2 separate regions of the Homo sapiens genome follow, and region 1 is linked to region 2. Evidence: chromatin loops called from intact Hi-C (ENCODE). Cell type or tissue: dorsolateral prefrontal cortex. All regions are shown on one strand. Links, peaks and the distances in the headings refer to the core of each region. The heading gives the core; the rest is flanking DNA.

Region 1 (5,000 bases), core at 1-5,000, 470 kb before region 2:
GCTAATAACAGTATGAGAATTAACCAAGAAAACATGAACTGCCAGGTCAGGCACAGTACCCAGCTTGATAGGCCTTAATACATACTTTATTTTACAAGGAACCAGCTGTCCTTGTAATTGCCTCAAGTGTTCCACTGATTGTAACTGTTTGTTTTTTGGTTTTGTTTTTAATCAGTTGGATCTACACAAGTGAAAAAGACTTGAATGGTAGTAGCCACTGGGGAATCATTGCAACTTATAGTGGAGCTGGCTATTATCTGGATTTGTCAAGAACAAGAGAGGAAACAGCTGCACAAGTTGCTAGCCTCAAGAAAAATGTCTGGCTGGACCGAGGAACCAGGGCAACTTTTATTGACTTCTCAGTGTACAACGCCAACATTAACCTGTTCTGTGTGGTCAGGTGTGTACTGAGGACATGCATCCCTCCTATTTCTGTGTGGTTGTACATACATCCTATTCTGGGGTTAGCCAGAAAAACCTTTGCCTGCAGTTAGCTACATGAGGATGCCAAGGACCCAGACGGATAGCAAGGGAGGGGTAAAAACTGAAGGCTTACCGAAATAAAGGATATTTGAGGAAGGGAGTTGGGATCCTAGAATATTACGAGTTGGAAAGAACCATAACTCTGGTCCAAGTTCATCTCAATGCTGGAACCTTTCCAGAAAAAGTATTGTGTTTTTCTAACATCTGTCTTTACCCATTATAAGGATGGTTAGTGCCACATGTTCCATCACCAAGTCCCCCGGCCATCAAATCTTGACTCATTTCCTGGAGTTTCTCACTCTCAGATGAGCCTCTGCTATTAGCACACAAGCACAGTAACCGGAGTGCTTGTAGGATGCTCAGTAGGATACCCAGGTTACCTGCTCGTGCTCAGGGCTACCAAAGGCACGTAAAGTTCCTTCCACAGATCCTGGGATGTTGCCATGATGACCCCTCTGTGAGATAGTAACAAAAATGACAAAGATTCCACTGGCTTGTCTGGGACTCTTCTTCATTCATTTATTCAGCAAACATTCATTGGACACTTAATATGGGCTAGGCATTGTTCTCGGCTCTTGGGACATGTCAGCAAACAAAATAAAGATCCGCACCTTGGCAGAGCTTGCATCCAACCAGGAGGAGACTAGAGAATAAACATTAAACAATACAAATAAATAGTATAGTATATTAGAAGGTAATAGGTACTATTAAAAAGAAAGAAAAAGCAGAGCAAGAGGAAGTCAGAGTTCACCCACTTTAATCTTCCTGGTGAGCATGTCAGCAACACCCAAACATCACTAACATGGATTATTGCATGTATATTTACACATAAGATAAGAAGTGTTTATTCTCATAATAGTCTTTGTCATCATTCTTGAGGTTAAGTTCAATTCTGCTTTATGTGGCTTGTTGGATTGTCCCAGTCCTTGTATTTAACAACATTTGCAGAAAATAGTACCACATTAAATCAATTATAGATTATCCCTTATCCAAAATGCTTAAGACCAGAATGTTTGAGATTTAAGAAATTTTTCAGGTTTTGGAATGTCTGCATATATATAATGAGATATCTTGGGGATGGGACCCAAGTCTAAACACAAAATTCATTTATGTTTCATAAATGAAACTTAATGCACATAGCCTGAAGGAAATTTTATTTTTCCCTTAGGGATGTTGAATCAACTGTTGTGTGCCAGCATGTTGACAATGACCTGTCACATGAAGTCGGGTGTGGAATTTTCCACTTGTGCGTTCATGGCGGTGCTCAGAAAGTTTGGGATTTTGAAGCATTTTATATTTCAGATTTTCACATTAGAAATACTCAAGCTGTCCTTGCTCACAGTGGCCAAAAAAAAAGAAAGAAAGAAAAGAAATACTCAACCAGTAGTCCAGTAGTAGTTATCACTAGAAATGAATGAAAATCTATTGCAGTATTATTGAGTTTTTCCTAATTATTCCAGTGCAGATAAAAAGAAAAGAATAAAAAGGAAGAGAATAAAAACAGAGAGGCAACTCTGATATTTTAGTAAATTCTATTTATAGAAGGTCTTGAGTATTTCTTCTGCTTCCTCCCTTACTTTAAGGATGAACATTGTTAAGACAACTGCTTCATTTCTCTATACTGTTTTTCTAAGTTTCTGGAAGTGGTTGACTACTGCAGGGCCAGAATGGGCCAGAGAAATGACTTGACACTTGAAGGCCACTTCCTTCCCTTTTGAGTTCCCAATGAAGCTGTCACATACAAGGCTCTTGGCTTCAGAGTTGCTCTCCTGAGTTTTTGATTCTCACCCCTACTCTCTAACACATCAAATAGGAAAGAAAGAACAGGAGAACTGACAATGAAAAGGAAGGAAAATTTTCACACTTCTCTGACCAGTTCTAATTTACCATAGTCCTGTTTTTACTTGATTATTGCTCATGCATGTGTCCTGTATGCTCAGGTTCCAGGTGCGGCTACCTGTCCTGTAATGGCAGAGATAGTGATGGCTAGTAGCTGACTAAAGGGCTTTTAAATGTCTCAAAATGAAGCAGCTAGAGATTCTATTTCTAGTTAGAAAAGAAGTCTGTATCATTAACTGAATCACCCAGCTTTCTCAGTGTGACACCTACAAAATGGGCATTTGACAAGAAAAAAACCCTCAGTCCAGTTATGGTAAAGCAGTAAAGATCAGAGCCATCAGTATGGATGTAAAATAGTGTATGTTTTAGACAATCAGACATCTATTGAGTACCCACCTATTAACTATAAGGCTCTGGGAAGAAGAGAGAAAACTACCCTGGAGGACAAACTATTTGATGCTATTTAGGTGTTACATAATGAATGAATGACTCAGTTCCTATCTTTATATATGTACAAAATATATCCTACTTCTCAACCAGATTACACATGTTTTGAGTGGATGGTTTATATTTCTTTATATTCTTCATGTTGCCTAGTAGAAGGACTTGAATTTAATAGAAGTCCTAGGGCCAGGCATGGTGGCTCCTTCCTGTAATTCCAGCACTCTGAAAGGCCCAGGCAGGAGGATCATTTGAGCCCAGGAGTTTGAGACCAACCTGGGCAAAAGGGCAAGACTCAGTCTCTGCCAAAAAAAAAAAAATTAGTTGGGCATGGTGCTGCACACTTACATTCCCAGCTACTCAGGAGGCTAAGGCAGGAGAATCCCTTGAGCCCTGGAATTTGAGGCAGCAGTGAGCTATGATTGCAACACTGCACTCCAGCCTGGGCAACAAAGCGAGTCCCTGTCTCTTAAAAAAATAATAACAGAAGTCCTAGAAAAGTTTGTGTGTTGATTTACTTTTACATTAAAAGTATATGGCATGTTGAGCAGCGTAAATATAGAAAAGTGTAGGGAAGACTGAGCAGGAAGTACTCCTTTGGGACTGAAAGACCTCAGGAAGTCTTATTCCTTTGATGGCACAAAATTCTCCAAGTATGGAATTATTAGCTATGATAAAAATGTTTTGCCGCTAGTTTGGGGGGACTCATGGTAGCAGTTTCATTACCTTGTAATGCATGAACAGAACAGATGGACATCCATTCCTGGCTGTATTCATGTGTTGTTGTTGTTATTGTTTTAATTGTTCTTATTTACATGCAGGTTATTGGTTGAATTCCCAGCAACAGGTGGTGTGATTCCATCTTGGCAATTTCAGCCTTTAAAGCTGATCCGATATGTCACAACTTTTGATTTCTTCCTGGCAGCCTGTGAGATTATCTTTTGTTTCTTTATCTTTTACTATGTGGTGGAAGAGATATTGGAAATTCGCATTCACAAACTACACTATTTCAGGAGTTTCTGGAATTGTCTGGATGTTGTGATCGTTGTGGTAGGTTTGAGAACAACACCAAATTTCCTATTCTATTCTACAAGCATGTTAACTAGAGTCTTTGATCTCCTCAGCATTGTGGATCTTGATATTCCCAAAAAAGAATCTAAAAGTCCCCCTCAATTATATCAACTTCTGTTACTAATTATTTTCTCATTTTGCATGAGTAACTTTGCTGAGTATGAAGTGGAGAGGTATTTACAGTATGCTCTCAGCCACGCTAATAACAAGAGTATCTCAGTAATTCATATTTGGCTTTAGTATGCCGTATGAGATGTGGAGGAGAAAACAGTTTTTTTTCTTTGTTTTTTTTTCCACTAATGATATTTTTCTTCAACTGCTGGTAAAAATCAATTTATATTTTCCTGCACATGTGTGAAGTTACAGCAATAAAAAAACTTGTCGGCCAGGTGTGGTAGCTCATGCCTGTAATCCCAGCACTTGGGGAGGCCAAGGCAGGAGGATCACTTAAGCCCCAGAGTTCAAGCCCAGCCAGGGTAACATAGTGAGACCCTGTCTTTACAAAAAAAAAAAAATTTAATTAGTCAGGCATGGTGGCACACACCTGTAGTCTCAGCTATTCCAGAGGCCGAAGTGGGAGGATCATTTGAGCCCAGGAGGCTGAGGCTGCAGTGAGCTATAAATGCACCACTGCACTGCAGCCTGGGTGACAGAGTGAGACCTTGCCTCAAAAAGAAAAGAAAAAAGAAAAATCATCCTGAAAATATTTTGTGCGGCAGAGAAAACTTTCTGCAGTTTAAAATTTTCTGCAAATAGTCTGCAGAGTACAAATGTAAGTTATATTCATCAAAGTTTTCTGTATGAGGTATAAGAAATCAAAGGCAGGCCATGCACAGTGGCTCATACCTATAATCCCTGCACTTTAGGGAACTGAGGTGGGAGGATCACTTGAGATCAGGAGTTTGATACCAGCCTGGGCAACATAGTGAGACCCCATCTCTAAAAAATAAAAATAAAAAATAAATCAAAGGCAGAGTCATAATCAAGACCATGACACCATGTAAATTCTGTGTCTGCTCTTGACTCTATTATAACTTCTAAGATTTTTTTCAAGATGTTTTCCCTTCATCCTTATCACTTAATTAAGCATCCGTCACTTCCTTCCTGTGGTTTCAGTGTATAAAAGAATTTTTACAAGCTTTTCTCCCTTCAGCAATAACAGGTAA
Region 2 (8,108 bases), core at 1,181-6,180:
TTCACCGTGTTAGCCAGGGTGGTCTTGATCTCCAGACCTCGTGATCCACCCACCTTGGCCTCCCAAAGTGCTGGGATTACAGGGGTGAGCCACCGCGCCAGGCCTGGAATTTCCTACTTGTTAGCCATCTATAAACCCACTTCTATCACCCTTTGTTTCTTTCTCCCTCCCTGTCTCTGAGGAGAGGTGTCTGATTGCATTCCTTTCCGCCTCCAAGACCTCCATCATTTCTCCATGCTTTCCTATATCTTTGTTTTTTTGTTTTGTTTTGGTTTTTTTGTTTTTGTTTTTTTTTTTTTGAGACAGAGCCTCGCTCTATTGCCCAGGCTGGAATGCAGTAGTGCGATGCTGGCTCACCACAACCTCTGCCTCCCCACAACCTCTGCTTCCTGGGTTCAAGCGATTCTCATGCCTCAGCCTCCCAAGTAGCTGGAATTACAGGCATGCACACCACACCCAGCTAATTTTTATATTTTTGGTAGAGACAGTGTTTGGCCATGTTGCCCAAGCTGGTCTCAACTCCTGGCCTCAGGTGATCCACCAACCTTGGCCTCCCAAAGTGCTGGGATTACAGGCGTGAGCCACTATGCCCAGCCAGCTTTCCTGTATCTTCTAATCTTCAATTGCTTCACCACAGGCTCTTCCATATCCACATTTCTGCCATTAAGATAATACATTTTAGAATTTTCCTCTTCATTATATAATCCCCCTTTTCCTTCTTCCTGTTCTTTTTCCTAAAAATCTGCAATTAGGAAATTCCTGCCTTAATCTCTCCATGACACTGTGATCTGCCCTCCAGTCCCCCACTTCTCCCACTCAGACTGCTCCAGTAAATGTCACAGATGACTTTTTTTGTTGTAAAAATCAACAGAAACTTGTTATTTCCATCTTAAATCATTTCTACTGCATTTGAAACTGTTGACTACTTTCTCCTTGAAACGAGACTGTTGCTCTCCTTTTCTTGACTTATTTTCCATTTCCTTTGTATCCTTACACCCCCAACCCCTGGACTCCTGATCAAGTCTCTGGCTTCAGTTATTACTGGGCCCGCGGCTAACGTGTCTCCTCTTTAAGCTGATAGATGAGGTCTACCTGTGATACCTGGAGCTATACCTCTGACCTAAAGGAATTCATATATTCCAGCACGATAGCCATTTTTCTATATAGTCTATGTCACTACCTGCATGCCCCTTGGCTCTGTAATCTGAACATTTGCAAGGAGAAAGTTGTCATTTTTTATTCCAAAAATGTTTTTCCATATTTCACAGCTTGGAGTGATCCCACCAATATCTTCAAGAAGAAGCCTACAGTTATCTTCCATTTCTCCCTCTCTTTTACCACATTCCACATGCAAGTCAAGTTCTAATAATTTTAGTTTTAACATCTCTGTAACCCCACTACTGCCAGTGCACTAAGCTCAAGATCATCATCTACTGGCTGGGTGCAGTGGCTCACACCTGTAATCCCAGCACTTTGGGAGGTCGAGGCAGGTGGGTCACCCGAGGTCAGGAGTTCGAGACCAGCGTGGCCAACATGGTGAAACCCTGTCTACCAAAAATACAATAATTAGCTGGGTACGGTGGCAGGTGCCTGTAATCCCAGCTACTCGGGAGGCTGAGGCAGGAGAATTGCTTGAACTCGAGAGGTGGAGGTTGCAGTGAGCTGAGATTGTGCCATTGCACTCCAGCCTGGGCGAGAGAGCAAGACTCAGTCTCAAAAAAAAAAAAAAAAAAAATCTCTTGTCCCATCACTTTATTAGCCTCTCAACATTCTCCTTGTATCTAGACCAACACTGCCCAACAGAGCTTCCTGTGAAGCTGGAAATCTGTATCTGCACTATCCAATAAGTTGGACTCCTCTGTAGGTAAGGCTTTGTCTTTGAAGAATTTTGAAAAGTAAACACATTCATTGGCAGCAGTGGGAAAAACAGTCTAGAACTGTGCCATCCTATATTGGCTCTTTAATAAAAATTCAATAAATGTAAAAGATTCTCAGTCACATTAGTCACATTTCTAGTACTCAATATCTACATGTGACAAGTGTTTACTGTACTGTAAGTATGAACACTTGCCACAGCAGGGATCTGTAACATACAAACCCTCTGGAATGCTGCACGTGCTTTTTTTTCTTTTTCCTTTTTTATGGGAAAAAGAGCCATAGTGTTTATCAGCTGCACAAATCCAAACAATTTAAAAGTCAGGTAATAAATTCCGATTTCACTGACACTGACTATTATTACAGCTCCCGAATCCCTCTTGATGTGCCCTGTGTACAGTTCCAGCCTCATCTCCCACTGTTTGGGCGATTTTCTTATTGTGCAAACATCACAGAGTATACTTACGCGCTGTGTTTGTAAGTACACTCTGTGATGTTTGCACAATGCTACAAACCTGTACAGCATGTGTACTGTTCTGAACACTGTAGGCAATTGTAACACAATGGTCAATATTTGTATATCTAAAAATAGAAAAGGTACAGTAAAAATATGATATAAAAGATAAAAAATGGTACTTACCATGAATGGAGTTTGCAGGACTGGAAGTGGCTCTAAGTCAGTGAGTAAGTGGTGAATGAATGTGAAGGCTTAGGACATTACACCACTGTAGACTTTATAAACACTGTACTCTTAGGCTACACTAAATTTATTTTAAAAATAAAGCAATTCCTTTACAACATTATGACAGCTATGACGCTACTAGGCAACAGGAATTTTTAGCTCCTAATATAATCTTATGGGACTACCGTTGTATATGTGGTCTGTTGTTACTGGAAACATCATTAAGCAGCCCATGATTCTATTTCAGTTTCTTGAATGGGCCCAGTCTCTTATTCTGTGTTTTCACACATGCTTTTTCTTTTGCCTGGAACCCTCTTCCCATTGCACCACTATCTCTCCCTGTTCCTCACCTCCTCGCTTCAATTCTGCCTCCTCCTCTGTCTTGGTTATTCCTATTCATTTTTCAGGATTCACGTCGGCTGTCATGGCATTCTGCTGGATGCTACCTAGCTCTGCATTTCAGCAGTGCACTTGTCTTTCTGCTTCCTTCTGAGGGATCAATTGCCAGTGGTCCCATGAGTTAACCAAAAGTGCCATCTAGTGGCAAATGCGGAAGACAACACTCGCTTCCAAATGGAGCATTTCACTAAGAGGGACAAAACTTGGAATAGTGGACAGGCTTTCTCCACCACTACACACAGTAGGGAGAATCTACCGTGGCTCTTGGCTCTTCTAGATAGTTTTACATTTTCTACCTAATTTAAAACTCTCCCTTGGTCTGGAAGTAGGTATCATAATTTTCATCTTACAGATGCAGTCTCAAGTTCAGAGGGGCCTCCTTAAAATCCCCTTCTTTGGGCCGGGCACGGTGGCTCACGCCTGTAATCCCAGCACTTTGGGAGGCCGAGGCGGGCGGATCACGAGGTCAGGAGATCTAGACCATCCTGGCTAACACGGTGAAACCCCGTCTCTACTAAAAATACACGCCTGTAATCCCAGCACTTTGCGAGGCCAAGGCGGGCGGATCACAAGGTCAGGAGATTGAGACCATCCTGCCTAACACGGTGAAACTCCATCTTTACTAAAAAATACAAAAAATTGGCCGGGCGTGGTGGCGGGCGCCTGTAGTCCCAGCTACTCAGGAGGCTGAGGAAGGAGAATGGCGTGAACCCAGGAGGCAGAGCTTGCAGTGAGCCGAGATTGCGCCGCTGAACTCCAGCCTGGGCGACAGAGCGAGACTACGTCTCAAAAAAAAAAAAAAAAAAAAAAAAAAAAAAAAAAATCCCCTTCTTTGCAGGATTGGCTGCAAATAAAGAAGGACAGTAGGTCACAATAGGCCAGGTTTTGCTCCCTCAGGATGGGAATTTCTCATTTAGAGCTGGTGGGAAGGATCTCATTAACGTGGTTAAAGATGATTTGTCAGTGATGCAGCTGAGGACACTTAAAAAGAGAATCTTGTTAAGAGTCTCTAAGGAAGCAGTAGGTCCCCTGGCATTGTGAAGTCAGCGGATTATTGAGAAGGAGGAGGAGTGGGGAAGAGTTTCATTAATGTAGGAATAAGGCAGTGTTCCTCATGGTGGGTTTACAGTGTAACAAATGGAAGTGTTGGGGTCAAAGCCATGGCGTGCAGCATGAGGTACGTAATGGGCAGCTTGTGTCCCTGTGAACAGATATGAAGCCAGGATGATTTGCTAGTGAGAAGCTTGGGAAGGAACACTAGAAACCTGTTGAATTCCCAATACAGGGTGTCATATTTCATAGGGTCACTAGAAGTAGCACAATGGGTGGACAAAATTTAGAAGGCGTAAGACCTGCATTCACTTTTGGCCATGCCTCTAACCAGCATCTGACCTCCAGCAAGTGACCTGGAACCACTGAGCCTTAGGCTGGACACTGAGATACTGCTTTTTTAATTTTCCTCTAACAACTTTATTGAGATATAATTCACATAGCATGTAACTCAGCCATATATAGTGTACAACTCAATGGTTTTTAGTATCTTCACAGAATTGTGCAAGCATCACCATAGTCAATTTTTCTGTTTGGGGTTTTTCTTGTTTTTTTTTTTGAGACAGGGTCTTGCTCGGTTGCCCAGGCTGGAGTGCAGTGGCATGATCATGGCTCACCACATCCTTGACCTCCTGGGCTGGATTCTCCCACCTCAGCCTCCTGAGTAGCTGGGACCACAGGCACATACCACCATGCCCAGCTAATTTTTTTTTTTTTTAGATTTTTAGTTTTTTGTAGAGACAGGGTCTCCCTATGTTGCCCAGGCTGGTCTCGAACTCCCGGGCTCAAGTGATCCTCCCAGCTTGGCCTCCCAAATTGCCACCATAGTCCATTTTAGAACATTTTTATCACCCCAAAGAGAAACCTTGTACCCTTTAGCCAAAACTGCACAATCTCCCCCTTCTTCTCCAGCTCTATGCAGCTACTAATCTACTGTCTGTCTGTAGAGATTGACTATTATGGACATTTCAAATAAATGAAATTAGACTATGTGACCTTTCGTAACTGGCTTCTATGACTTAGCATGATGTTTGCAAGGTTCATCCATAGTCTAGCATATATCAGTACTTTATCACTTTATATTGCCAAATATTATTTCATTATATTCATATCACATTTTATCTATCTATTCATCAGTTTATGGACGTTTGGGTTGTTTCTACTTTTTGGCTATCCTAAATGATGCTGCTATGAACATTTGCATACAAGCTGTCGTGAATACTTAAGTTCTCACTTCTCTTGAGTATATACCTGGGAGTAAAATTGCTGCGTCATGTGGCAACTCTACATTTGACCTTTTGTGGTCTTGCTGTTTTCCAAAGAAGCTGCAACATTTTATATTCTCACCAGCAGTGTATGAAGGCTTAAGAGGTCTTTTAAAACTGCTGATCTGTTCATAAAAGTGTCAATAAGAGGCTGGGCATGGTGGCTCACTCCTGTAATTCTAGCACTTTGGGAGGCAGAGGAGGGTGGATCACTTGAGATCAGGAGTTCAGGACCAGCCTGGCCAACATGGTGAAACCTCGTCTCTACTAAAAACACAAAAATTAGCCAGGCATGGTGGTGCACCCCTGTAATCCCAGCTACTGGGGAGGCTGAGACAGGAGAATCACTTGAACCCAGGAGGCGGAGGTTGCAGCGAGCAGAGATCGTGCCACTGCACTCCAGCCTGGGTGAGAGTGAGACTCTGTCTCAAACAACAGCAACAACAAAAAAGTGTCGATAAGATATAGAAGCATTACTTTTATCTAGCCACATATCAAGTGCTCAATTCCTTTTTTCCTCTTGCTGTGCTATTGTTATGTAATCACATCTGTATGTTACAAACTCAATACTTAGTTATAATTATTTTATATAATCTGATGTATCTTAAACTGAGAAAAGGACAGCAAGTATATATTTATAGCATTCATTACATTATTTATCTCTTATGGTTCTCTTCATGTATTTTTATGAATTCAAGTTACTATCTGGTATCATTTTCATACTGCAAATACAGCTTTGCTTACCTCCATTTCCTTTGTGATGTTAATGCTAAATATGTTATATATGTTACAGGCTCCCAAATACAATGCATCTTGCATAAACATGGTTTTTTTATATAATTGCCCTATAAATAAGAATGACAAAACACGCATTTATACTGTCTTTTATAATTACATAATTACCTTTACTATGCTGATGGCCTATGCCTCCGAGGAGGTACCATAACCCTCAACTAGGAGCTGGGGGAAGAGCGAGCCCCGTGTTCTTGATTACACTCTCCTGGAGTGGCCATCGCCAAACAGAGGGAGCAGAAAACAAGTGGTTGGTGGGTCAGATGACAAAAACTTGCTGTTCTTATTAAGTTTCAGTAGGTTTCCTTGAATGTTTCTTCATTTAATGAGCTGTATGCCTTTAGGACAATTTCCAGACCATTTAAATGGTTGTTTTGTTTATAATTTTCACTAGTTAGGCTTGTTTCCCTGGTGAATGGGTCCACAAAGTTCCTCACGTGGTCTCTAGAAGTATCACTTAGTTCTTTACAAAGTACCCTCGCAGGTAAAATTTTATTTCATCCTCACCATTTTATGAAACAAGGGTAAGGACTTTTTAGCCCTAAAAATGAGGCCCAGAATGCTAAGTAACTGGCTGAAGTTATAAGGCTTCTCAGAGCCATGTGTTCACTCAGGAGGCACTTAGTGCCTGCTCTGTGCTAAACATTAGATTTAAAATGTTCAGCATTTACTGTATAGACAGGAGACAAAAACCAGACAATTGCAGCACAAGGTTAAGTGCTAGAATAAAGCATACGGTGCCTTAAGCAATAAGAAGGGTACTGGCTGGGTGCGGTGGCTCACTCCTGTAATCCCAGCACTTTGGGAGGCCGAGGCGGGTGGATCGCTTGAGCCCAGGAGTTGAGACCAGCCTGGACAACATGGTGAAACCCCATCTCTACAAAAAAATACAAAAAAAAAATTAGCCAGGCATGGTGGCACATGACTGTAGTCCCAGCTACTTGGGAGGCTGAGGTGGGAGAATCACTTGAACTCAGGAGGTGGAGGCTGCCGTGAGCCATGATCGTACCATGCCACTGCACTCCAGCCTGGGCAACAGAGTAAGACCCTGTCTCAAAAAAAAAAAAAGGAGGGGATTGGGTGGTCACCTAGTCCAATCTTGAATAAGAATTAGAAACTAAGCATTTTGATTTCTCTGTTTTTCTTGTAAATAGAAAGGACCAAATAGCCCAAAATAAAGTGGCACATGGCTTGGTAGTTAAGACTGAAGCCAGATGGCTAGATGGTTTACATTTCCATCCAATTATTAGCTATGTTACCTTGGGTAAGTCACTTAATCTCTCTGTGCTTGTTTCCTTATCTGTAAAATGGTGCCAATATTACCTACTCTTTAGGGTTATACGATTGAAGACACAGCACTGTGTTTATAATTGTACCTGGTATATGTTTATACTGTAACAACTGATTGCTAAATAAATTCTATTAGTGAGGGGATGGTGTTAAATACTAAACCCCCCCAGGGCATTCTTGTCAGTGTTTCCTGAAATAGTAAAACACTCAACTTCCAAATGCTGAAATTGAAATTGACTTCTTGAGATATAGTATGTACTTGTTTTTCAGAATTGTTTCCTTTTCCCTGACTTGGTTAAGTGTGAGATTTAGGGTTAATTGAAAAGAACAACTCTTCAGGAAATACCTGGGAACCTGTAGTCTTTCAGGTTATCTGTATGTTGCCATAGGGTAATTTTAACATGTTGTTTGTACTACAGTATACCTTGAATTCAAAAGAAAACACATCTAACATGTTTTAATTTTTTGATGCAGAAGAATCACTGTTTAAGGTTTCTGTTAACATAAGATTCCAATAAAAATAAAGTTTGTATTCAGTTCTTAGGTTTCTTTGGGTTAACTACTGAAACACACTATATTTCAGAAGTATTGTACTATGCTTGATTAGTCTTGTTGAAAGTTCTAGAAAATCAGGGGCCATTAACGTGTCAATGCTCATGCCCTTAGTGGTGTTATTCGGCATCCTGGGAAAATAAACTGAAATGTGGCTCAAATATGGCTCTAAGCTCAACAGGGTACAATCCACTACTTGCAAG

The links. Peaks named below come from ENCODE experiments on the same cell type or tissue, not always from the same donor. Only the 100,000 strongest peaks of a DNase experiment are listed, where the experiment ranks them.
Region 1: it touches region 2 in a loop (3-fold over the local background); 57 of 110 quality-filtered maps call a loop at or near these places.

Annotation. Positions count from the first base shown.
Region 1 is chr4:88,043,058-88,048,057 of GRCh38, forward strand. It overlaps PKD2 (polycystin 2, transient receptor potential cation channel), which reads left to right. Exons shown (of 15, transcript NM_000297.4): 5 at 176-400; 6 at 3,585-3,813. Among named protein-coding and RNA genes, the nearest start is that of PKD2, 38 kb to the left of the region's middle. In dorsolateral prefrontal cortex, for the core only: no CTCF peak of the experiment used is centred there; no DNase peak of the experiment used is centred there; H3K27ac peaks cover 1,833 bases.
Region 2 is chr4:88,512,740-88,520,847 of GRCh38, forward strand. No RefSeq gene overlaps it. Among named protein-coding and RNA genes, the nearest start is that of PIGY, 7.0 kb to the right of the region's middle. In dorsolateral prefrontal cortex, for the core only: CTCF peaks have their summits at 3,092 (motif pointing left) and 3,301; a DNase peak (open chromatin) is centred at 3,072; H3K4me3 peaks cover 540 bases.